3 separate regions of the Homo sapiens genome follow, and all the other regions are linked to region 1. Evidence: chromatin contacts called from ENCODE Hi-C or POLR2A ChIA-PET data. All regions are on one chromosome and are shown on one strand. The core of a region is the stretch at or near the end of the contact, and the rest is flanking DNA. Distances in the headings are between cores, read along the strand shown. Region 1 overlaps CBFA2T3 (CBFA2/RUNX1 partner transcriptional co-repressor 3). Region 2 overlaps LOC105371411 (a long non-coding RNA gene). Region 3 has its middle 55 kb from the start of CBFA2T3.

Region 1 (4,691 bases), core at 1,525-4,024:
ACGGGGGTGTAAACAAGGTTTGTTTCTACATGACCAAACCCAGAGGCGGGTGGCCCAGGCCAGTGCCACAACGACACTGTCTGGTACCTGGCATTTCTGCTCTTTCAGCTTCACTATCCTCTTGCTTATGGTTTCCTGGCTGCAAAGTGGCTGCCCCTGCTCCAGGCATCATGTCTGCATTCCAGGCAGGAAGGAGGAAGAAGGGGCAGAGGACAAAGACTAGGCCAGCCTCTTTTCATAAGGAAAATTGAGATTCTTGTGGAGGCCTCACTCAGCCGACTTCTGTTTATGCCCCATGACAAATGGATTCGTTCCGGTAGGTTCCAGTCCACAAATCAATAGTGTTCAAATGTGACACTCCCGAGGGCCTTCTCACACCAGGATTTTCAAACTTCTTTCTTCACATCTTCTCTGCTATCTTCAAACAGCCTCTGCACCCATAACCCCGTCGACCTGGCACCTGGCCCCGTGAGTTCAGCAGAGCAGGTGACGCAGTCCCATTTCACAGATGCCGTCCACATTGAACTTAGAGCTTGAGGCAGAAGAGTGCCCTGCCCTCCCAGCCCAGCAGGTGTAGGCCTGAGTCATTCAATACCACTCACATCTCGTGGGCTGTCCTGGGAGGGCAGACAAACCTGGGAATCAAGGACTTTGTCTTATCTCTGCCTGTTTTCTACTGAAAATCATCTGAGGGAAACAGACTCATCTTTCCTTGGAACCTTAATGATTTATTTATTTATTTTAATTTATTATTATTATTTTTTGGAAAATCTGGCTCTGTCACCCAGGCTGGAGTGCAGTGGTGCAATCTCGGCTCACTGCAGCCTCCATCTCCTGCGTTCAAGTGATTCTCGTGCCTCAGCCTCCTGCCAAGTAGCTGGGATTACAGACGCCCGTCACTGCATCCTGCTAATTTTTGTATTTTTAGTAGAGATGGAGTTTCACCATGTTGGCTAGGCTGGTCTCGAACTCCTGACCTCGGGTGATCTGCCTGCCTTGGCCTCCCAAAGTGCTGGGATGACAGGCTTAATGATCTTTTTAAACAATGAGCCACCTTTCCTCCTGTAATCCCAGATACCGTCTCTGCCCTGCTCCCGTTTTCTCTCCATCGCCTTTCCCAGCTGCTGGGAGGAAGGAGGAGGAAAAGGAGGGTTTCCCCGGGACCTTCCCTCTCCTGCACCTGGGTTCCCTCTCAGGCAATCGCAGCATCACATTTATTTCTAGAACATTCTCTACTGCGCCTGGCTTTTACAGGTGGTATGACCCATGCCACCTCCTGCCTCTGCCTGCACCTCTGTCCAAGACCTGCAGGCTCTGTAAGCGCTGGGTGCTGCCTTGGTGCCCGGGCCTCCTCACAGGCCCTGAACACCCACGTGCCTCCAGCCCTGGGCGTGCATGCGTGTTCCCTCCACCTCTCCTGGGAGCCCACCATCATCGCCAGGACTACTTCAACTCTCTCCCGCAAGGAGACCCCTCTGCTCCCCCAACAGGGTCATGCCCTGTCCCCACCACCCGTCCGCGGCCACAGCAGCTGCTCATGTGACTGTCCATGTAGCGTGTATGAGACCAGGACACAGCAGGCCCAGGCCAGACCTGAACACATGGCACACAGCACATGTGGCGTGCCTGCCAGTAAGGACGGGGGCACACGATTCAGCGCGTCAATCAGCAGGGCGCTGCCCCTCCAGCTGCTGGGACCTTGGCATCGCGAGGATGGGGCTTCCTCTCTGTTCCCCTCTGAATCCTGGCCCTGGGTTGGTGCGGCACAGCCCGGGCACACAGCACTTGTCTATTAGGTGAATGAGCAGCTGACAGGGTTGCCAGGGGTCGGGGCAGAGAGAGGAATCAGCCCTCTGGGAACTCAGGCCCGCTCCATGGAGGCAAAGGGAAAAGGGCGGCAGAGGCGGTACAGGGTCCCACTCTGACCATACCCCTAGGGAGCCAGGCCTGTGGTGTGAGAGCTGCCCACGGGGGACCCACACCTGCAGCGGGAAGAGCCCAGAGCCAGCGCAGACCTGGGCTACGCTGAGGCCCTGAGGCCCCAGCCCTGGGAGAGCAAGTTCATCTCCTTCCAAAGGCCACACCGAGGCCCCCAGCCCCCGGCCCTGGGGGAGCGAGTTTGTCTCCCTCCAAAGGTAGTGCTGGGCTGCTGGGCGGCGACTGTGCTTCTCCACCTGCCCCCACCCAGGCCTCAGTCTCCCCATCTGAGAAATAGGAAGGACACCTCTCCACCAGCTTCTGCTCCAGACGACACGCGTGTGATGCCCAGGGATGTGGGGCACTCACGAGCGCTGCACCGGGACCTGGTGTCACTCTAACGCCCCGCCCCAGAACCTTCTTCCCCCGCCGCCCCGCCTGGCATTACTCTAACACCCCCACCCCAAATAAAACTTCTCCTTTCCTTCCTGGAGGAGTTCCCCATTCGAGGTGACCACATCAACCTCAACTTCTCCCTGGGAGCTTTGGGCTCTTGAAGCTATTTTAGGCTCAAAATAGCTTTTTGAGGAAGCTCAAAGCTTCCCTGGGAGCTTTGGGCTCTCGAAGCTCTTCTGCCATAGCCTGTGCCCAGGGCCCTTTCCTCTCGGGATAGGTTTCTGCCGTCTGAGGCCCCGACAGCCTGACCAGGCTTCCTACGGCCTCGTGGGTGTGCACGGCCTTGACACCCATCCCGCTACTGCCCTGGTGCGCTGACAAAGTTCCGTGGCCTCTCTGTGAGCGAGGGATTGTGAGCAGCTCACAGGTACTTTCGTTCCGGGTCTACTGTGGTTTTCCAGCAGCCTTGTTGAGGTATAACCCACACATCTTACAACTCACCCATCTCAAGTACACAAGTCAGTGGCACTTAGCAAAGCCCCAGAGGTGTGCAACCATCATTGCTAACAAGTTTTAGAACATTTTCCCCCAAAAGAAACCCCATGCCCACGGGCAGTCAGGCCCGTTCCCTCCCTCTGCCCTGCCCACCACTGATCTGCTTCCTGCCTCTGTGGATTTGTCTTTTCCGGTGTTGTGTGTAAGCGGGATCCTGTGTCCAGCTCTTCCACTCGCCCGTGTTTTCTGGGTCCATCCCCACTGGAGCGTGTGTCGGACCTGCCTTCCTTCTTATGTCTGAATAAGTGTGCACTGCATCTGCTTTTGAGTTTATCTGTGCTCGGCTGACAGTCTATGGAGAACCTTGTCTCACCACAGCTGTGTGTCTCAGGTGAGCCACTGACCCTCTCTGGGCTTCCCAGATGTACACTGAGGACAGGTGTGGGGGTCAGCAAGGGGATGTGTCTGGGGGTGGAGGGACTAGCTATCACCTTTGCGTCGTCCTCCCTGGGCTGAGGGGGCATCGTGGTCTCTGTGCAAGCTCCGACCCCGTTTGTGCTGTGTGAGTAGCACTGTTATCCCGAGTCAGGTGACAGCCCCACGGAGAGTGCTCTGCCATGTCTGCTACTGGCCCTGAAAGGCAGTGGCATCTGCCGTGGGGGCGGGGGTGTCCCGAGGGCAGGGAAAGGCAGCACTTCTGACCAGGAACCTCTGGGGCCATCAGCTGGCTGTCCAGACTGTGAGGTTAGAACCACCGGCAGCATTTGGTGAGAGGGAAGATGCCGGGGAGTGGGTCGATGGGGGAGGAGTGAGCAACCAATCTCGTGTGATGATGGTTCTGCTGGGCAGCTGCCCGTGGGCATAACCTCTGGGGCCTGAAGCCCAAGGGCGGTTTTGTTCCGGGAGAGAGCGTGACAAAGACGTAGAGGGCCCCGACTTCAGGCTGCCGCAGTCTCCGGGTGAGCCACTCATTCTGTGGTTCAGCCGACTTCAGGCTGCCGCAGTCTCCGGGTGAGCCACTTCTTCTGTGGTTCAGCCTCTGCATTTCAGAGGCCCTGGCAAAGTACAGTGTGGACTGGAGGGTGCCAGGCAGCTGAGAACCCCAGGGGCCGGGCTTGGTGCAGCTGCTGCAGGCCCCTGTGACGCCACCTGGAGAAGGCACAGAGGGAGGGCAAGGGCCATGCGGTCCAGTTCCAAACTCGGTCAGGAAAGCAGCCGAGGAGCAGATGCCAGCCCCCGCCGCCCACGCCTGGAGCGCCTCTTTCTCCCAGGGCTCCGCCAGCAGGGTCCACCAGTAACAGACACCAGGCCAGGTGGGGCAGCTGCAGGTTGGGGTAATGGAGACAGAGCCTATGGGTCCCAGCCTCGCCTCCCTCTGCCACGGTATTGTGTGACTCTAGACAAATGCTTTCTGGGCCTCCATGTCCCCTGCTGGGAAGCCCCGACCTGTGGAACTAAATGAATGGGGCCATGCCTGTGAGGCCAGTAGAAGCTCCGCGTTCCTCTACCCTCCACCCTCCGGGAGCTGCTGGGCTCTGAGCCTGGGGGAGCAGGGTCATCCTGGGCTCAAAGAGCAGAGAGCCCTGAGACCCCTGGGGAAGAGCAGGCGGACACGCTGTGTCCCGGGGACCCGGCGGGTGGGTGAAGGTCTCCCGCCCACCCTGGCACAGGCCATGAGCTCCGTGTGCGTGGGGTTCTCCCGTGATGCAGGTCTTCGCCCTCCGTCACACGCGTGATAAACAGGCTCTGACTCAGTTTCCTGGCCATTCTGTCTGGAGGCTCTACATGGCCTCGGGCTGGGGCCAGGCGGCTGCCCTCCACGGCTCTCCTGGCAGACAACTGACATGGAGTCTTTCCCAAAGCCTTTGAGTCTTTCCCAAAGC
Region 2 (4,691 bases), core at 893-3,392, 100 kb before region 1:
CCATCCTCGTCCACAGCCCGTCCTTCCCACCGTCTCTGCTCTGGGCTCTGGGACCCTGCTTGGTCCCCGCCATGCCCCTTAATTGTGGGGTGTCTCAAACACTCCTGTGATTCTCACAGCCTTTTTGAGGCTGGGTGGTCCCAGACCCCCACCACCACCAGGAGACCCTGCAGCTCCTCAACCTCCCCTTGTCTGTGGGTCTCCATCAGCTTTGGGTCCTTGGGCCAGGTTGCCTCATTCCCATCACCCCGCCAAGCCTGGGCCCCGGGCTTCACCCCTCACCCCCTGCCCTACCTCGCTCCAGGCTGGACACAGCCATGCCCTCATGGGCTCCCCCTGCTCTGCTGATCCTGCTGTCTCCATGGCGATGGAAGCTTTGGAGAGCTGGGGCTGAGCCCCTGGAGGCCTAAGCTGGAGTTGGTGCACAGTCCCTCCCGGAAAACTGCAAGTTTCCCACTCCTTGTGGGGGAGCAGCAGGGCCCCTGTGTGGGCATGGATGAGGGGTTCCCACTCCTCGTGGGGGAGCAGCAGGGGTGAGGGGTGCAGGGACGGGGCCACCTTTGCAAGGAATCTCCCCACCCACCCTGGGGCTTCACGCTCCTCACCGTGGGGGTGGAGGCTGGAGGTCAGCATTTCCCCCAGTGCCCAGCATCCCTTCGCCCTTTCGGTAACCAGACCTTGAAAATCACTACGAAACTTCCTGGGTGCAGGTGGCCTCAGCTGTTAGCCCAGGGCCCTGGCAGGAGGCTGCTGGCCCGTCTGGCCAGGTGTTGGCCACTGGCCCGTGGAAGCCAGGGATTGGTTAGGGGAGCTGCTCCTAGCTGCTATTTTACTTCTTCATAGTTTTCGATCATAAGGTATTTTTCTCCTCTTAAAACTTCTCCCCAGGTGGCTCCTGTAATTCATTTGGGGGCGTGAGGTGAAGACGGGGCCAGCGCCCCTGGGGCAGCTGAGACCAGGGCGGGGAAGACCATAAATCAGGCAGGAGCCAGTGCCCGGTGCCCCAAGGTGAGCACATGGAGGGACAGTGACTGCTGGTCCTGGGAGCGAGCACAGAGCCCACGGGAAAGCGAGGAGCTCAGTAGGAAAGTGAGGAGCCCACCAGGAAAGCGCGGAGCCCAAGGGAAAGCGCGGAGCCCACTGGGAAAGCGAGGAGCCCACGGGAAAGCGAGGAGCCCAGTGGGAAAGTGCAGAGCCCGCGGGAAAGGAAGGAGCCCACGAGAAAGCGCAGAGCCCACGGGAAAGGGAGGAGCCCACGGGAAATCAGGGCTGCACTGCACACCAGTTCAGATGCTTCCAGTGTCCGCTGGGCGCCGGTCCGTCCCAGAAGAAGGTGGGTGCTCAGGGGCACCCTCAGCAATGTGCTGTGTCCACACCTGGGGGCTGCTTCTGAAGGAGGAGGGGGATTTGCAGGAGGAGGGGAGAAGCCGAGGAAGAAGGAAAGACCCCAGGGCCAGTTGCGGGGCCGCCCAGCTGGGCTGCTGCTGGGCAGGGGGACATGTGCGGACAGATGTGGAGCTTGGATTTCATCCTGTAAATTCAACCTGCACTGACCAGGCCTATGTCTGCCTGAGAATCAGCCTGGGGTTCCTTCAGCGCACGCATACAGAATCCTAAAAGGCCGTGGGAAGCAGCCCGAACCTTTCCTTAAATCGCAGAAGGGAGCAAGGGAAGAATCCACATGGCGGACAGGCTGAGATCTCAAATCCCAGTAATCACTATGACATGGTTAAGAAATAAGGTGCAAATCCCACCAACAATTCCAAAAGGAAACTTCATATGCAAACCAAAATCACATCAATCAGCTGAGTCTTCATTTTCTTCACATGCCCACAAAAATAAGTATCCCTGGGAGGACAGTGACGGGAGGCAGAGGCAGGCTAAGTCCTCGCACACGGGGAGATGGTTCCTCACACACGTGGTCAGAGAAAAATACGGCAAGTACCAGAAAATTAAAACAGGATGAATATCTCTCTAACAATTAGCAAAAACTGGAGTGAAATGTACCTGCCAAGGGTGAGAAAACAGCAAACACACAGAGCAGCACCAAGAAATCGTCGCCCTGAGATGACGGGAGCAGACGTATGACTGGCAATGGCAAGAGCAAAACACATGAGCGGATTTTCCCCTCGCAGCCTCAGATCTGCTTTCTGTCCTTGTGGGTTTGCCTCCTCTGGGTACGTTCTGAGTTAATTTTTGTATAAGTTATGAGACTTAGGTCAAAGTTCCTTTTTTTTTTTTTTTTTGGCCTGTAGATGTCTGATTCTTCCAGCACCATTTGTTGAAAAGCTACTCTTCTTCCACTGAATTGTTTTTATACCTTTGTCAAAAATCAGGTGGGCCTATTTGTGTGGGTCAGTTTCTGGGTTTTCTGTTCTGTTCTGTTTTGTTCCGTTGGTTCAAGAGTCTACCCTGATGCACACACGTCACTTTCTCAACATTGTCACAATGGATGAGGCTTTAATATCCACGCCAGCTAGAGTGATGCCTCCACTTTTTTCTCCCTTGTTTCAGGATTGGTTTTGTTTGTTTGTTTGTTTGAGACGGAGTCCCGCTCTGTCGCCCAGGCTGGAGTGCAGTGGCATGATCTTGGCTCACTAGAATCTGTGCCTCCCGGGTTCAAGTGATTCTCCTGCCTCAGCCTCCCGAGTAGCTGGGATAACAGGCACAACCACCATGCCCAGCTAATTTTTGTATTTTTAGTAGAGATGGGGTTTCACTATGTTGGCCAGGCTGGTCTCAATCTCCTGATCTCGTGATCCACCCACCTCGGCCTCCCAACATGCTGGGATTACTAGCGTGAGCCACCGAGCCTGGCCTACTTTTTGTATTTTTTAGTAGGAACAGGGTTTCGCCATGTTGGCCAGGGTGGTCTTGAACCCCTGACTTCAGGTGATCCACCCACCTCGGCCTCCCACAGTGCTAGGATTACAGGCATCAGCCACCGCACCTGGCCAAGATTTTTTTTTTTTTTTTTTTCCGAGACGGAGTCTTGCTCTGTTGCCCAGGCTGGAGTGCAGTGGTGCGATCTTGGCTCACTGCAACCTCCGCCTCCTGGGTTCAAGCGATTCTCCTACCGCACCCTCCACAGTAGCTGGGATTACAGGCGCCCGCCACCACACCCGACTAATTTTTGTATTCTTAGTAGAGACGGGGTTTCACCATGTTGGCCAGGATGGTCTCGATCTCCTGACCTCATGATCCGCCCGCCTCAGCCTCCTAAAGTGCTGGGATTACAGGCATGAGCCACTGCGCTAGGTGATTGTTTTAAGTATTCCAGGTCCTTCGCCTTTCCTTATAAATTTTATTTTATTTATTTTCTTTTATCTTCTCAATCCGAACGGTTAACCCCAAGCTCACAACCACTCTGCTCTTAGCTCCTAAGGGGGATTGACATTTTTAGATTCCACACATTCATGAGATGGGTAGCGTGTGTCTTTCTGCACCCAGCTGATTTTACTTAGTGTGACGTTCTCCAGGCTCGCCCATGGTGTTGCTCCTTTTTGAGGACTGCATAGTACTCCACCGTGGGTGTGCCACACTTTCTTCATCCATCCACTGATGGGCAGAAGGTCAAGGGTGGGTCCTGTCTCCACCATCCTGCCACCACCCCAATGGCACCCCCCACTGCCCCGCCGCCGGCCACTCTCCCATGGTCTTCCTGCTGTGGAGGCTGAGCTGCCCAGGGAGGCTGAGGCTGGAGGCAAAGTTTGGCCATCTTTGCCAGGGTTCAGGGACACAGCTGGGGCCCCTCTTGCTGCTTCCTGGGCTCCTGCCTCAGCCTCCAGGCCTCGTCTCAGGCTGGAAGAGCCTGCAGAGGCTTCTGAACCAATGCTCCTGGATGACCTGTGGGCCAGGAGGGACCCAGGAGGCCCACGAGCTGTGGAAGAAGAGAGCTCCAGAGGGTCAAGGGGTGTGCCCTATGTGCCCGCCCTTGGGGCCCAGACCCCTCTGCCAGTGGCAGGAACCCAGCCTTCCTTCTGACCCTGCAGCCCCAGGCTTGGAGCCCAACCATCCCGTGACACAGACAGCCCCTGGGGGCCTGGGTCCCAGGGGCAGGGAGGGGCTACCCCCATCAGTACACAGCCCTGACAGTCCAGGTCATCTCTGGGGTGACGCCAGACACGACAGCCTTTCCCTACCCCTCAAGTCAGGCCAGCCCAGCCCTGGCACCTCCCTGGCAGTGGTTAGCCCGGGTTAAAGTTAACTGGGCGCTCCTGTCACCCCCGCCTGGCAGTGGGGACCCTCCTGCTGCCTGCACCGAGTGGCTCGCTGGTTAACTGCAGACGAAACCAGCGGCTCTCAATCCCTCAGTGTTTCCTCACAGCAGCGTCTGCGCTGTTGAGGGTGATTGTGGTGTGAGCACCTCTGCTGTGTGTGGAACTGGAAGCAGCTCGCGCTTGGTGGCAGCTTGGGTTGCCAGTGCCACTGACCCCAGGCGTGAGGCTCCAGGCCCTGGTGGAGGAGACAGGCAGGAAGGGCTGGTGGGGCAGGAGGGCCCAGTACAGACTGCACCATCTCAGACTGGCCTGGGCTCCCTCTAAGGAGGCTCCCAGAGGCCCAGGTCCTGCAGCTGTCCAGGAGGAGGCGGTGGGACGAGGCGTCCCAGGGTAGAAGGAGCTCGGCCCCTCCCCTACTCTCTCATCCTGACTCCGCAGGGCCCTGCTGGGCACACGCCTCTCTGCCTCTCA
Region 3 (4,691 bases), core at 1,639-4,138, 74 kb before region 1:
CGGCAGGGGCAGGAGCAGAGGAGGGAGAGAAGGAGCTCCGGGTGAAGCAGAGGGGGCCGGGGAGGGGCAAGCAGGTGGGGGCTGTGCTCCCAGGCACACCCGGCCCCCCGGCCTCAACACAGGCCCTGCCCCTCTCCACCTGCCTCTACAAGCCCTGTGGCCACTTTCTCCAGGACAGAGGAGGCCGCAGCCAAAAACAAAGTTTCTTCCCACCTCCTGCCAGCATGCTGGTTCCTGGCTGGTGGCCCTGCTCTCACCACGAGGCCGTGGGCACGGCCAGTTTGGGATGTGCTGGTGCCTCTGCTACGTGGCATCCTGCTGGGTCCCTGACAGGAGGCCTAGCCTGGCCTGTCTGCCTGACCTTGCCAGGGAAGGTGCCCCAAGTGTGCTAGGAAAGAATGCCAGGCACCAACTCCATAGCCAGCCTCTCCTCCCACTGGTACCGCGGCCTGCCCGGCCTCCACCACCACTGAAGAGGGCAGGCGCGGGACACCCAGGGGTCAGGGAAGCTCCCAGAACGATGCCCTCCATCGGACCTCAGAGAGCACGGGCCTGACTGTGTCCATGCATGCGCCAGAGTGTGCTCTGTGTGTGTGCGCGTGTGGGTGAACCCACGTGTGAGTGTGCATGTGAGTGTGTGCAGGTGAACCCACACGTGAGTGTGCGTGTGAATACATACGAGTGAACCCACGTGTGGGAGTGTGTGAGTGCGGGTGAACCCACGCGTGTGTGTGTGAGTGCGTGTGGGTGAACCCAAGCATGAGTGTGAGTGTAGGTGAACCCACACATGTGTGTGTGAATGCGTGCGGGTGAACCCACGCATGTGAGTGCAGGTGAATCCACACGTGAGTGTGTGTGTGAACTTGTGGGGGGGAACCCATGCTTGAGTGTGTGTGTGCACGTGCAGCTCTGGCCACCCACTAACATTTGCTCAGCTCAGCCCTGCAGTGCGGGTGGACGCCCAGGGAGGCCATGCACTTGCCTGCAGTCCGAGTGCTGGGCTCTGGCCCCAGCCCTGCCCGTGTGCTGTGTGAGCCAGGGCATGGCACCTTCTGCCCCTCCATGAACCCAAGTCTCTTCCCTCACCAGTGAGAGCAAATCCCGGCACCACGACCGGAGCACCAGCACAGATGCAGGGTGAATGGCAGCACACACGCTCCCTGGGTGCCCTCGGGCCTTGGTCTCAGCTTTGGAACAGCAAATTGGCTGTGGGGAGGGGGTCTGCTTCCCCTTCTACCTCCTGAGTCCCCCTAGAGCCCACCTCCTCTGCTTCATCCCATGACCCCCTCTCTGGAAGAGCTCCCAGCTGCCCACTGCCTCCCACACCCCCTCTCCTCTGGCCTGTCCAGCCACGGTGGCTGGACAGAAACAACACACTGGATCACCCTGCCCTGGCCTGGAACCTCCTGCTGCTCCTCACTGCCATCCCATCGAGTTCACCCTCCCATGCCAGCCCTTGCCCCAAATCCTCAGGGCACCACGTGCACCCTCAAAACTGTCCTCGCAGGGCCCCTGGGGCCCTTCCACATGCTCTCCCGGTGGCATGGACGTGCCCCTTCCTGGCCCTCTCCCGATGACCTCACAGCTCAGCCTCCCTGCCTTCCTCCAGGTCTTCCCTGCCTGTACCAGGCTTTCCCCGGCAAGCTCACACCACGCAGGGTCCTGAGTGGATGCCACTCGTTTATTCCTCTATTTCCCCCACTCTACCATCTCAGAGCTTTTTGAGGGCAAAGCAATTTCTCTGTATCCCCAGAGCCTAACTCATGGCTGCTGTTTGATACTTTAAATAAATAAATAAATAAATAGGCCGGGCGCAGTGACTCACGCTTGTACTCCCAACACTTTGGGAGGCCGAGGTGGGTGGATCACCTGAGGTTGGGAGTTCGAGACCAGTCTGACCAACATGGAGAAACCCCATCTCTACTAAAAATACAAAATTAGCCCGGTATGGTGGCACATGCCTGCAATCCCAGCTACTCAGGAGGCTGAGGCAGGAGAATCGCTTGAACCTGGGATGTGCAGGTTGCGGTAAGCTGAGATCACACGACTGCACTCCAGGCTGGGCAAAAAGAGTGAAACTCCCTCTCAAAATTTTAAAAAATCATAAATAAATAAATGACATAATTGAAATACATTATGAAACTTTTCTGGATCCATTTCCTCATCTAGAAAATAAAGAGGTTGAATTTCTGACAGTCCAGACTCCCCTCCACGCCTTTAAATGCCGGCTCTGGCCCAACTGAAAGACCAGGAGTGGTTCGTGAGAGCAGTTCCCACTGCTTCAGCCCCAATTCAGATAAATCCACCTTTGTTGAAGCCACGTTGTGCCAGATGCCACAGAGAATTTTCAGAGGGCACACAAGCAGTGAAGACGCCTGTGAGGACGGGTGAGGCTCAGAGCGGAGATCAGGTGAGGACGGGTGAGGCTCAGAGCGGAGATCAGGTGAGGACGGGTGAGGCTCAGAGTGGAGATCAGGGGAGGACGGGTGAGGCTCAGAGTGCAGATCAGGGGAGGACGGGTGAGGCTCAGAGTGCAGATCAGGGACGCATTACTGAGATGTAGCGTGTGGATGGGGCCAGGAGGAACGAGGGGCTCTGATGGGACTGAGGGTGTGGTGGGAACGGCACTACAAGTGGGAAGGCAGGATGCTGCCAAGGCAGGGCATGGCGTCCACTCCCAGCCATGATAAAAATCACGGGTGTCCGTCAGGCTCATCCTCCTTCTATAAACAATTGTTTAACTGGATGAAATGTAAATGAACTGTTTTCAGGCACTGCACAACAGATATTTCCACGTGCACCCAAGCTTTCTGCTGGGAGGTACTTTCCAAACCACAGGACAAGGAAGTGGGGACTCAACCCAGCACAGATGTCTCAACAGGCAGAGAAGCAGAGCGGGGAGTATGGGGCTGCCGAGGTGTCCGCAACTTGCGGCGAACAGAAAGGAGGAAGCTGTGCAAAGAAAAGGAGCCCAGGAATCTGTACAGGAGTTCCCTTGAGCCGTATAGGAAGGACTTCACAAGGCCTGGCCAAGACAAAGCGTTTTGCATGGAGGAAAGAGTTTGGAGGTAAAACAGTGCTGGAAGACACTGTGTGACCCAAACAGCTTGAGTGGAAAGACCTCGCTGACAACCCCAGTAAGGCAGGTCTCAGGAGGACTATCCTAGCCACAGGCTAAGGATTGCTTGAGAACCTGCCCTCGCAAAGTCTAAACTCAAGCTGACAGCCATCTCCTAGAACAAAACTTCCCATCTTTAAAGATGACAACATCATCCAAACTCTCAATATAGCCTCCATGATGTTCAGCATACAATAAAAATTATTATATATGCAAAGAAGCAGGCAAATTTAACCAGAAGAGAAGTTGATAGAACAGAGCCAGAGATGACACAGATGTTGGAATTCAAAGAGAAAGATTTAAAAGAAGAGAAAGACATGAGTGAGGAGATAGAGATTCTCAAAAGAATGGAAACTATGGAAGGGGAAATGATATTAAAAAATCTAGAACTAAATATTATAATATCTAAAATTTAAAATTCACTAGATGAGTCCAACAGAGGATTGGACTACAGAAGAAATGGTTAGCAAACTTGAAGATGGATACATAAAAACAATCCAAAGAGCCTAGGCATGGCAGGTCATGCCTATAATCCCGGCCCTGTGGGAGGCTAACACGGGTGATCACCTGAGGTCAGGAGTTCGAGACCAACCTGGCCAATAGGCTGAAACCCCATCTCTACTAAAAATACAAAAATTAGCCAGGCATCGTGGCACATACCTGTAATCCCAGCTTCCCAGGAGGCTCAGGCACGAGAATCGCCTCAACCAGGGAGGCAGAGGTTGCAATGAACTGAAATCGTGCCACTGCACTCCAGCCTGGGTGACAGAGTGAGACTCCCTCTCAAAACAAACAAAATCTTTGACTTCTAATCAGAAACAATGCAAGCCAGAGGACAATGGAACAGTATCTTTAGAGTGTTAGAACTGTGAGCTCAAAATCCTACACTCTGCAGGAAAAAAAAGTCCTTCAAAAATTAAGGTGAGATAAAGCATTCAGATAAACAAAATCTGAGAAAATGAATCACTAGAAGAACTGTACATAAATAAATGTGAAGGAAGCCCTTCAGGCTGAAGGGAAATGATGCCACATGGAATTTCAGATCCACACAAAGACGTGAAGAGCCCTGGAGGTGGCAAACATGAAGTAAATAGAAAGTCCCCTTTACCCACGTATTAATATAAAGTCTGCTTTACTCATATATTAATATAAAGTCTGCTTTACTCATGTATTAATATAAAGTCTGCTTTACTCATGAATTAATATAAAGTCCCCTTTACTCCTGTATTGATAAAGTCCCCTTTACTCATATATTAATATAAAGTCCCCTTTACTCCTGTATTAAGATAAAGTCCCCTTTACTCATATATTAATATAAAGTCTGTTTTACTCATATATTAATATAAAGTCTGCTTTACTCATGTATTAATATAAAGTCTGCTTTACTCATGAATTAATATAAAGTCCCCTTTACTCCTGTATTAAGTCCCCTTTACTCATATATTAATATAAAGTCCCCTTTACTCATATATTAATATAAAGTCCCCTTTACTCATATATTAATATAAAGTCTGCTTTACTCCTGTATTAATATAAAGTCCCCTTTACTCATATATTAATATAAAGTCCCCTT

The links. Hi-C counts contacts between places; a loop is a spot of excess contacts on that map. ChIA-PET counts read pairs that join two places held with the same protein, here RNA polymerase II (POLR2A). Pooled maps may share reads with other maps.
Region 2: POLR2A ChIA-PET joins it to region 1 with 13 read pairs in B cell. The contact joins two enhancer-like sites. A Hi-C loop is called at or near these places in 4 of 168 maps with a recorded cell type or tissue (HCT116, OCI-LY7, dorsolateral prefrontal cortex and 1 more), 6 of 37 single-sample maps with no recorded cell type and 6 of 50 pooled maps. POLR2A ChIA-PET finds 5 or more read pairs at or near these places in 3 of 52 experiments (A673, B cell and activated B cell).
Region 3: a pooled map shows a loop between it and region 1 (1.9-fold over the local background). The contact joins two enhancer-like sites. A Hi-C loop is called at or near these places in 4 of 168 maps with a recorded cell type or tissue (B cell, CD14-positive monocyte and head of caudate nucleus), 10 of 37 single-sample maps with no recorded cell type and 8 of 50 pooled maps. POLR2A ChIA-PET finds 5 or more read pairs at or near these places in 3 of 52 experiments (B cell, GM12878 and activated B cell).

Annotation. Positions count from the first base shown.
Region 1 is chr16:88,956,099-88,960,789 of GRCh38, reverse strand. The region is part of intron 1 of CBFA2T3 (CBFA2/RUNX1 partner transcriptional co-repressor 3); the gene reads left to right. Among named protein-coding and RNA genes, the nearest start is that of CBFA2T3, 19 kb to the left of the region's middle. RefSeq lists a silencer at 3,842-3,987. Within about 2 kb of position 2,774, at least 3 of the 41 ENCODE cell types and tissues checked have a DNase peak (open chromatin) inside an H3K27ac peak, as active enhancers do; they include CD14-positive monocyte, where a contact is called at or near this core.
Region 2 is chr16:89,057,827-89,062,517 of GRCh38, reverse strand. LOC105371411 (a long non-coding RNA gene) reads left to right here. Exons shown (of 3, transcript XR_001752336.2): 2 at 889-1,008; 3 at 1,986-2,198. Among named protein-coding and RNA genes, the nearest start is that of ACSF3, 34 kb to the left of the region's middle. Within about 2 kb of position 2,142, at least 2 of the 41 ENCODE cell types and tissues checked have a DNase peak (open chromatin) inside an H3K27ac peak, as active enhancers do.
Region 3 is chr16:89,030,353-89,035,043 of GRCh38, reverse strand. No RefSeq gene overlaps it. Among named protein-coding and RNA genes, the nearest start is that of CBFA2T3, 55 kb to the right of the region's middle. RefSeq lists enhancers at 1-605, 2,815-2,874, 2,885-2,944. Within about 2 kb of position 2,888, at least 5 of the 41 ENCODE cell types and tissues checked have a DNase peak (open chromatin) inside an H3K27ac peak, as active enhancers do; they include CD14-positive monocyte, where a contact is called at or near this core.